2 separate regions of the Homo sapiens genome follow, and region 2 is linked to region 1. The links are chromatin loops, found by intact Hi-C in ENCODE. Cell type or tissue: heart left ventricle. All regions are shown on one strand. Each heading gives the region's core, and the rest is flanking DNA. Links, peaks and the distances in the headings are about the cores only.

Region 1 (5,262 bases), core at 263-5,262:
AGTGTGCGTGTGCCTGTGGTGGGATAGGATTGCTAATCATATTCTTGCGGCTGTGGTGAAAGTCTGTATATTAGTCAGCTCAGGCTGCCATAATAAATTACCTTAGACTGGGCTGCTGATATAATAGAAATTTCCATTTCTCACAGTTCTGGTGTCTGTAAGTCCAAGATCAAGGTGCAGGCCAGCTGGGTTCCTGTTGAGTGCCCTCTTCTTGGCTGGTTCCTCTGAGTCTTCCTCCTCATGCGAGGACTCCAGCCCTCTCAGGTCAGAGCCCTGTGCCCCTATGACCTTATTTACCCTCGATCACCTTCTCATGGACCTTAGGGGTTAGAGCTTCAACAGAAGACTTTGTGGGGAGTACATTACAGTCTCTGCAGGCCTTGGACATGGTGACAATTTTATTCCAGTCTAACTGTAGATTAAATTAAACTCCATGTTAATCTGCAGCATGTTTTCTTTCTTGCTTGTGTGATACTAGAACATTTTCCTGGTAAGTCAGGAAACCCTTAGAGCTGTTTGACCTTTGAGAAGCCTGGATGGAGTAACTGCTTTTGACAGGGGGATGGCAGTTGTGATGGTCCTGGGAGGATGTTTCTGTTGTCATAGATTATTTGGGGAAGCATTGTGGAATTATTTGAGGACTTCTGAGGTCGAGGGAATCCTATCTGTTTAACAGTAATTCATCTTATCTACCTTTTGTGACTCCCAGCCATTTTTTATTCTTGACGTGTAATAGAATAGAAAGACCCTGCAGGGTCACCAGATAGGGCTTCCTACAGCCAGAGGTGACTTGTTTGTGAATAGGATTTATTGACGTTCTTTCTTATAGAGTGATATTGTTCCCTGCTAGAGAAAGGCTTCATGTGTTTTCTAAATCTTCGAATTCTGTGATATGTGTATTTAAGTAGCTTTAATTACTATCAGATTTATTGTAATGGACTAGGGTAGTTTTGCTGTGCTTGTGAATGTCTTAGATCTGATTTCCCTCAAATTTAGAGGGCCCTTTACTTAGCTTTTGGAAATAACCTGTTATTACTTGAGCCACTTTAAATGTTTAGAGTCCTGTATGGTATATCTTTAAAAGCCAGAAGAGTGATTACTAGATATGCTTCTGGGAAATTACCCTACAGTTCATAAATCCCTTAATTTACAATTTGATTTTTAAGCTCACCTGCTGCCAAATCTCATCTATCCTTTTAGCTTCCTCTATAGGCTTTAAAATGTTTCTGTAGAGTCCCAGATTTAGCTTCTTCATAATTTCTTTCCCAAGGATGATAAAAACAGTACAAGTCTATCGTTCAAGGAGGTGTGGGGATGAGGAGAGAAACATGAGCTATTTTATAATATATTATAAAATATATATATATAATTTTTCTACAACAAACTATAATATAAAATATATAAATATTTTATAATATTTTATATTCGCCAGTGACATCCCATTCTTGATTATAAACCGGCAAGGCCAAACCTGTACCCTGCCATTGACATCCAAGGAGAGCTGTCTCTTGTGTTTCATGGTAACTTATGCCCCGCATGCTTTCAGACCCCGTAGCTTCTCTCCCTGACCTGTTACTAGTGTTCTTGCTTCATTTATGCTTTGGAGCTAATGGCTGGTTCAGCTCTTTCTGTGTATACACAGAAAGGTTGTCTTCCTGTGTGATCTGCCCTGCCCTTGTCATCTGGGTAATCCTTAACTGAGTCCCTGTTTTCTTTCTGCAGTTAGGTGGGTGCCTGTTCATGCTTGGTACTGCCATCTTGGTGACGGGGAAGGCCACGTGTGGAGGCTCCCAGGCTAGCTTCTGGTGGTCTCTGAAGTGGTAGTCTGCTTTTAGCTTTCCATGGCTCTCAAAGTTATGCTGCCATGTGTTACATGAAGGCAGTCCAAGGTCTCCATTTTGCAATCATTTAACTGTCTTTTATATTTAATCAATTTATTTAACTGTTTGTTTTTATTTTTTCTGTTGCCCAGGCTGTAGTGCAGTGACACGATCTCAGCTCACTGCAGCTTGCGTGCACCGCCCCCAGCAACCCTCCCACCTCAGCCGCCTGAGTGGATGGGACTATAGGCACGTGTCACCGCCTGGATGATTTTTAAATGTTTTGGTAGAGATGGGGTGTCACTGTATTGCCCAGGCTGGAACACTGTTATTTTTGATAGTCTGCTTCCATCCCATGTGATTGGGGTTTTCACCAAGGGACCCATGCTTTTGAATGCTTATTTGAAAAATAGCATCTTGCCTCCTTTGAGAGTGAATTTAGAAGAATGCATCTAGAGTGATCTGTTCCCTAGGGGCTCCCCCAGCAGTGTACCCTCCATGAGATGACTTTGTTCCTAGTGTCATTTGAAAGGGCCTTCCAGTTTGCTCAGTTGGAAAGTGTTACAGAGTTTTAAAGGGTGAGCTGGAAGGCTCTCAGCTGGCACTTTCTGAATCCCTCTGAGGAAAATGTTGGCAAACTCTTCACTCTGCCTGAACTCTTTTTATAAATGGAGAAGCCAGGAGTTGGGAAACTACCACACAAAGTGAGGTCGAACCCTCTGTGGAAACGTGTCATTATCCTAGCTAAGACAGTGGACTATTTTATGGTAATATGATGGTATGGACCCCCTCCCACCCTTTGATGTTTTGATGTTTCAGAGAGCCCTTCAGTTCATCTTCCTGCTACCAAAAATAGAAGTGTGTAGTGCAGCAATTTACAGTGTATTTCTATTTTTAACTGGAGAGACTTTTTTCCTAGAGATGCACATGGCTTTTAGTTTCCTTCTTTGACAACTTAAATGAGGAGGGCGGTGCTTGAGTGCTTTATTCAACAGGTGTCCCACCTTCTAAGGAAAGTCCACTTTTTTCACCCCCTGCCTCCTGCCCTTCCCTGTTTCAGAGAACAAGTTTCCACAGTAAGGAGGAGGAACTTGCCTTTGATTTATTCTCATATTTGTTGTCATCTGTCCACTTGCATTTCAGTCTGATGAGAAACCCAATGTGAGTGCGCCATGGAGCTCGAGAGGTTTCCATGCTCCTGAGCTGTCTGACTGCAGAGCCTATAGCCACTTCTGCCTAGTCCCCAGAGAAGCCTAGATATGGAGAAGAACCCAACAGTGCTTGTTGGTGTGGGGTTCTCTATCCGTTCATCGCCGCACTGCCGCACACTCAGGTCAAGCAGGGACGTCCTTCTTAGCTCTGTCCACGTTGTGCAGCCCATGCTTGGTGCTTCTAGCCTTCTGGGGTCTCCCTTTATGGACGAATTCCAAGGGAATAGGTTAAGATTGCCATCAAGTGGCTGTTCTTGGTAGTGGATGTTGACATCCCTGCTGGCCGATTTCTTAGCCCCTCTGTGAGAAACTCTGTGCAAGGGATTGCCTGTCCTTTTGTGGGGGTAGGCAGTTGTTGACAGAGCTCAGGTCATCTCTGGGAACGCAAGCTGGGCCTTCTCATGTGTGCTCTGTAAAACTGAAGGAAGACTGGGTTGTCCTTGGATCCATGAATACAGACCATCAGAGATTTCCTGGAGAGAATGGCTGGGCATCTACCCTCCTGCCAGCTCAGGTCCAGTAGGCCGCAGTCCTCCAGCTCTGCTAGTGGAAATTGTTGAAGGATCACACTGTCATCCCTGTAAGTATGTCCCAGGGTCCCACCAAGGGTTCAGAAAACCGACAAACTTGATACCACCATCTGTTTGGTTTGTTGTTTTCCGTCTCAGAAAATGGGATACTAATTTTTTTTCCTCAGAGGTGGTATTCTTACGATGAATGCAGTTGATTTATTTCAGGTTCTTAGTGCCTGGAAGAATGTAAACATTTAAAAGGGCGATCATTATTGAGGTTGTAGATATACAGTACCCCGTGACTTCCTATTTGTGCTGTAGCTTTGTCATGAAGCAGGACACCTAAGGGACGGTTTTCAAGTTGGTTTGCCCCCTTCTAGGTTCTGAATGCCAATGTCTTGTAATCAGGCCTCACCCTAGGGCTTGGCGAGCTGAGACTGCTGCGGCCCTGACAAGCATGGAAGGAAGGATTGCCTCTCTAGTTTTCCCCAGCAAGGCATCCTCAGTGGTGTTGGTGAAAGCTGCCCTGTAGGCGTAGTCGGTGTTAGGTTTGTATAGGAGGGGTACCCCACAGACTATTGGGTTCTGAAGTCTCTGAGGAGCCCTAGCAGAGAGTTTCAGAGCCAGCATGTGGCATGTAATGGAGGCTAGATCTGTGCCAGCTGGGTCAGTGGGGAGGCCTGAGACAGACAGAGGGGAGAAAGTGACTGTGGGAGAGCATCCGATGGGAACAAGCTCTAAGTTAGGGTCAACAAAAGAAAATTCTTAAGGCCTATCTATTTTAGGCAGCTTTTTAGAAATGATAAAGGCTGTGTTATGCAACCATTCACTTTGCAATCTGTCAAATCATATTAAACCAGAATTCCTGGACTGTAGCCATCTCAAGCAATATTGAATGCATCAAAAATTTGATATGTTGGAATGGGCACTGACATTGGATCGTAATTCTTGTTCTACCAGTAACTGGGTGTCTAGGAGCAAGGCATGCCTTCACTGGCATCCTCCTTATGTAAAACAAAACACTAGATCTCTTTGTCTCATTTGGTTTTGTTTCAGTGGTGAGTGGCTTTGGGGTGTTGAAGGCATGCTCCTGCTCTCCCACTTTGGTGGCTCTATCATGCTTTTGGGTCAGGGAAGCATTTGGATGCTTTTGCAGAATGTGGAGGGAAGCGAATGAGAAGTATTCTGGAGGAAATGTGCCCTTCATGGCTACTGACCCTGTCCTTTGGTGTGTGAAGGCACCAGTGCAGTGATCCCAGAGTGGTGTGTGTGTGTGTGTGTGTGTGTGTGTGTGTGTGTGTGCGTGTCTGGAGGTGGCAAAATGTGAGTCCAACTTGGCCTAGGTTTTAGTGCCACTTTGTCCAGAGTATTAGTTGATGATTGCTGTCCTTCCTTTACTGTCAAGCCACGTTAAGGTGGCCTAAAACCATTTCTAATAAAAATCACCCTTTGGGATATTCGTTTGTATACGAAGTTTTCCTTACAGTTTTTAGTTTTCTGAATAAGCCTGGGGCTCTTTAACAGTTCCAATCTCTATTTCCCCTTCTCCCCTCCCCTACAAGCTAGACTGATTACCACCTCGAGCCATCTGCTGCTAAATTTAAGGTGATTTGTCAGCCTGCTGCTGCATTTGCCCCCTGAAAAGGATTCACCTTCTGTCCGACTTGCCCTGTTTATGGGGGAGGTGGTGAGGAGGGGGTTCTAAGCTTGTAACAGGGG
Region 2 (5,490 bases), core at 322-5,321, 510 kb before region 1:
AATGTTTCTCTTGACGCAAAGAGGCAAGAATAGGATTTTTTATATTTCTGAATTAAATTTATTCTGCTTCTGATCCCCACCTGCCTAGCTGGTAGGAAATTCAGTCTCAGTCATTATTGAGGCTTCCTTCCCCCGCCGTGGCATTGTGAGTGCTATGTGGTACCAGGACTTGAATATGTGAGGAGGGAAGGAATGTACCAGGAGGTTGAGCTGTGGGGGCTGCCACTGTGGCCAACAGTCCCTCTCTCTCTGCTTCTGTTGAGCACTGGTTGCCTGGCAAGATCAGCACATCCTACTCTGAAAGAATTCAGGGAGCCCCCATGTAGCCACTGTGTCCACAGATACACCCATGGGACCCCCACCCTAACCCTACAGGCAACCTGCCACAATCCTCAGGAGGCACTTGGCACAAGAGGGACTGTCTGGGAGGAAAAACTTTTCCTCTACCCTCTTAGGTGCGGTGATTGGGGATGTGCAAACTAAACTGGCAAAAGATAGATGAGGACGAGAAAAAAAACAGATTATAATTGTATATGTACACACTGGAATTCACAAAGACTCAAGGAGTCTCAAGGAGGTGGTTAGAATTCAGGGCTTATATGCTACCCTATTAGGGGAAGGGGAGGGGCAGAGGGGCACTTCTGGGAAAACAAATGACTACTTAGAAATGGAGAAGAAATGGCACTTAGGGAAAACAAATGACTTTTTAGAAAGACAAATGTGCCCATAGGAGAATAAAAGGGAAAAATGATCTTTTTGTAACAATATCTGTTTGACTGTGGTACCAATTTCTCATTTCCAAGAAGAGAAGATTAGAATTGCTTCCAAGGAGGGGATTTATAAAAACTGAGTTCTTTTGGGAGGCTCTGCTTTTAGGCAGATAAGAGATTTCATGAACTCAAATGCCTTCAGCTCAAAATAATTTTTTTATGCCACCTTGGCTTATTCTAGACCCCTTCAGGGCCCAGGACCTCCCATGTTTAGAGATCCCAAAGCCAGTCCTGCTCTTAATTTCATGGACTCCCCCACTCCTTACCCACCAACCCAATTCAATTTCTCAACTGTGAACATTTTCTTTCATCCCTTTCCTTTCCCAGAAGGCCCAGTGTAATCCTACTCAAAGGGCCTTTACAACAAATATCAGGTGGAGTTGTCTTCTGGGTACCAACAAGTCATGCTTTGGTCTTATAAGACAAGACTCAGTTTCTCAGGAATGAGGAAGGTGAAAATACAACAGGGAGAACAAAAACACATATCTCAATAAACTGCCTGTCAAAAATATCAATGGAATGACTTAAAAACATGACTGTACTTTGGATATATGTATTTTTCTATTGTAATGTTTCATTGCATGCCCGCACATAACTTTCAGTCTCAATCATTGTTGGGGCTTCTTTCCCACCTCCATGGCATTGTCAGAATTGCTGGTATAATTATTTTACATTTATGGCCAGACACGGTGGCTCACACCTGTAATCCCAGCACTTTGGGAGGCCAAGGTGGGCGGCTCACCTGAGGTCAGGAGTTTGAGACCAGCCCGGCCAACATGGTGAAACCCCATCTCTACTAAAAGTACAAAAATTAGCCGGGCATGGTGATGCATGTCTGTAATCCCAGCTACTCAGGAGGCTGAGGCAGGAGAATCAGGAGGCAGAGGTTACAGTGAGCCAAGATCATGCCACTGCACTCCAGCCTGGGCAAGAGAGTGAGACTCTGTCTCAAAAAAAAAAAAAAAAAAAAAAAAAAATTTTTACATCTGTGATAGTCTGCCAAAAGCACCTGATTTTCAAGTTCTATATCCCCTGAACAAGTTGCAAACTACTGATATTGTATATGTGAAAATAACTTGTGCCCTGCCAAGCACATGGTGGGTGTAGAACAATGGCCTGTGTATTCTGAATAATACCATCTGATTCAATGTGGGGGAGGGAAAAAAGAGAATGAAATGTGTCTTGGGGAAGAGGGGCCACTCGCCAAGAAAAGGTGTGATCATGGCCCCCTTAGAACTGAGATCAGAAGATTTATCAGAGTATAGAAAGATTGCCAGATGAAAAACAAGATGCCCAGTTAAATTTGAATTTCAGAGAAATAATCACATTTTAAAATACAAGTATATATTATATGATATTTGGGACATACTTATACTAAAAAACATTCATGGTTTATCTGGTCAAATCTAACTGAGTATCCTATATTTTCATTTGCTAAATCTGGCAACCCTAATTACAGGGCCCTTCTAAACTATCAGCTTAAACCATTGGTAACATGGATACTGCACCCGACAGCGCCGGATTTGAAAGGGTGCCCTAAAGTAGACACCAAGGTGGGTAGGTCGAATAATGTAGCACATCATGTCAACATTGCTGCTGGCCTCCAGGCCTGCATCGCTTTTCTCTGCCGCAAGCTGGAGCTGGCACTGTTTTGGTAGCAATGGTTGCTGTGCCCTGGGCAGCAGGCAGCAAGGCATCCTGCAGGACCAGGGAGCCCTTGGCTGGGAACATTCTGTTTCCTTCACAGGTTCCTCTTCAGCCTCCAGTCCAAGGCCCAGTCTTGGGCCCCCGCTCTCCTTTCTTCACGCTTTCTCTAAAAGAACATTTTTCCAGGCTCACACTTTCTTTCAATCATCACCTCTAAGCGGATTTAGTCTCCAGGGGCTCAGGCAGCAGCCCCACTGTTGAGCTGCACTTGGGTTCCTCATCATGTTCTTAAACTCAAACAGGCAAAACAAAACTCACAACCCTCCCTCCAGACCAGCAGCCCCTCCTCGTGTCTTTGGGTAGCCCTGGTCTCTATTAGTCCAACCCCTGGTGGCATCTTTGACATCACTTTCTTTCCCTTCCCATAACAAATCAGTCTCCATAGTCTCAGCAGTTTTTGTTGTTATTGTTTATTTTATTTTCATGATATTGGCGCTCAATTACAATGCCCCCAAATCCAGGCTTTCTGTCTCCAAGTCTGTCTTGTTATTGTCATTCCCCTGCTGAAAAGTTTCCATGGCTTCCAGCTTCCTGCAAGGTTAAACAGAAACTTTTTTTCCTGTCTTTCATGGCCCTCCATAATAAAGGCCTGCTCTGCCCAGAAACTTCGGTTCCTACTATTTCCCAACACATTTCCTCTTTCACAGCAAGGCTCCCGACCTCTGTCTCAGGAATCCATCAATCCCATTTCCATCTCCACTGCCCCTTTCCCCATGGAGAATGTTCTTGCCTCCAGCTGTCTAAATCCTGCCCATCCTTTAGAGACAAGGGCAATTTCCTTTTATATTGTGGAGATTTCCTTGTCTAATCCAGCCTGCTGGGATCTCTTTCTACAGCCTTTACCTTACAACAAAGGACTGTAAGGATACAATCATGAAATTTTCTTTGATTAAAAGGATGGAGGAGGCTGCTCCCTTCACCAAGATCCTGACTTTTCTCTCTTTGCACAATATTTTTGGTATCCTTTTGGGGTGGAGCAACTGAGTCAGGAGAAAGATTTTCCAGCTCCACAGGCAGAGTCCCCTCTAGACACAGACTTCCAGTATCTCCCAGCATCTGGTCTCCAAATCGGTGACACACATACTAAGCAAACGGCTTTGAGGAGCTCACTTTTCCCTCCAAAATGAAAACAATGAGAAAAATCTAAATTGTATTGCATTATGATAAAAATGTTCCCCAGTGTTAATTTAATGCATAGGCAGTGCTTATGGTTCTTCTTGACCTTAGTGAAACTTTTTTTTTTTTAAGGCTACTATTGTAGTAGATCTTTGGCACTGGTCAATGCTATGAGTCAACCCTTTGAGGAAGTTGTGGATCTTGGTTTGTGATTTATCCAGTGCTGCCTAGTTAATATCCTGACTTCTCCCAGCTCCCAGCTCTGCTCGTCCAGCGGTTTCCATCAGTTCAGAAACATGAGGCCCCAGGGCAGGACCGCATTCTCTAGTGAATCCATTTCAGATACTATCATTAAAGCCCATCGTGAATAAAGCTATGGTGGGCCTAAATCCAATCTTTGTTTCTGAAATTTGGTAAGGACCATCTTCTTCATAAGAGTTCTAATGCTTTCAAATTTCATAACTATCCAGATGGAACAAATAAAGACATTGATTCTAAATGGCCATTTCCCCTAGATATTGATGGGCTGGGAATAACAAGAATGATTCATGGAATCACATGAAATCAAATTCCATTTGGAAACTGGGTAAGGTAAAAACCGTATATATAAAAAATATATAAGAGGCCAATCACCAGCAATGTAATTTTAATCATATCCTGGGACCTTGCTCTAATTAGCAAGATCATTTCTGTACAACGCAAACTCAGAACAGACCCTTTCCAAGGATGGTCATTGATTGAAGCAACTCTGGGTACAGGGTGGAAGGGAGCAAAGACCAGAGGAAGGAAAGCCAATTAGAAAACTATGGCCAACAGTTCAGGCAAGGTCATGAGGACCTGAAATAAAATGGTGAGAGCAGGAAGAAAAGGACACCCTTAAGAAGCATTAAGTCTGAGTGTGTCTAATGAACTGACCAGTGGCCGGCAGAAGCCATTTGTTTAAGGAGGTGATGCTTGGCAGAAGGAAGTAAGAGAAAGAGAGGAATGCACTTACTCAATGGGGGTGATGTCTGCAAGAAGGTGCTTATTGTGTTTGTACCAGATGTTGGACCCTGACCTGGCCCCATGGATTTATGTCCAAGTTCTGCTGAAACTTGGCTGAAAGAGGAGCTGTGAGACACAGGAGCCCAGACATGCTGCTTTGTGCCCAGTGATGAAATGTAACCCAAAAGAGAGGCGAGCCATGTTCTCCCCTCTCTTGCCCAGGACCGAGGGTGGCTCAGCTCAGGGATGTGGGTGAGGACCAAGGCATTGAGTGGGCCTGGGGAGCAGGAGCTGTCAGGCTTTTGGCAGAAGCCCAAGGGTCATCCCAGGGAACACAAGCAGCAGAGGAACCCAGCAGTGGACCTGGGGGCCAGGGACAGCATAAAGGCACGAGCCAAAGAAAAGAAGCGAGACCCCAGGGACTCACAGCGATAAATGGCTGAGGTTCTGAGTGATGGGGGAGGGGCCGGAACAATGAAATGTGAGTTCTGACAGTGCATTTGACCTCATCTGTACCCACAAGCTGGCATGCCTGGAAGCATTCGTGTTGCAAATAGACACACACCCGTACTTATCACATTACATTACAATCCACAGTTTACATAACTTTCTTCCTCGATACTCTCTGAGCCTCACAAGCATTAAAGACACAGATCATTCATCCTTGTGTCTCAGAATAGAGCACAGGACAGGTAGTAGGTGCTCAGTCAGTGGTGGCCTGTAAATGGATGAAATACCAAGAGGAATCTCATCACCCAGTCCCCCAATACTAAAACAGTGTTACTACGAAACTCCAACATTAGAAACAAAAATCAACAGCATGCTTCCTGTGGAAACCAGGATTCCCAGAATAACACTATGGCCCAGAAGACCCTGGTCTCTTCAGGTACTGCTGGCAAGTTGCTCTATTTCT

The links. Hi-C counts contacts between places; a loop is a spot of excess contacts. Peaks named below come from ENCODE experiments on the same cell type or tissue, not always from the same donor. Only the 100,000 strongest peaks of a DNase experiment are listed, where the experiment ranks them.
Region 2: a loop joins it to region 1, with 2.6 times the contacts of the local background. A loop is called at or near these places in 4 of 110 quality-filtered maps.

The regions. Positions count from the first base shown.
Region 1 is chr6:15,387,234-15,392,495 of GRCh38, forward strand. All of the region lies in intron 2 of JARID2 (jumonji and AT-rich interaction domain containing 2), which reads left to right. Among named protein-coding and RNA genes, the nearest start is that of JARID2-AS1, 140 kb to the left of the region's middle. RefSeq lists enhancers at 168-247, 258-367, 2,990-3,349. In heart left ventricle, for the core only: a CTCF peak has its summit at 3,271 (motif pointing left); no DNase peak of the experiment used is centred there; H3K27ac peaks cover 786 bases.
Region 2 is chr6:14,877,794-14,883,283 of GRCh38, forward strand. All of the region lies in intron 2 of LOC105374945 (a long non-coding RNA gene), which reads right to left. Among named protein-coding and RNA genes, the nearest start is that of JARID2-DT, 360 kb to the right of the region's middle. RefSeq lists enhancers at 1,952-2,462, 2,463-2,972, 5,428-5,490. In heart left ventricle, for the core only: a CTCF peak has its summit at 2,402; DNase peaks (open chromatin) are centred at 2,334 and 4,873; H3K27ac peaks cover 1,666 bases.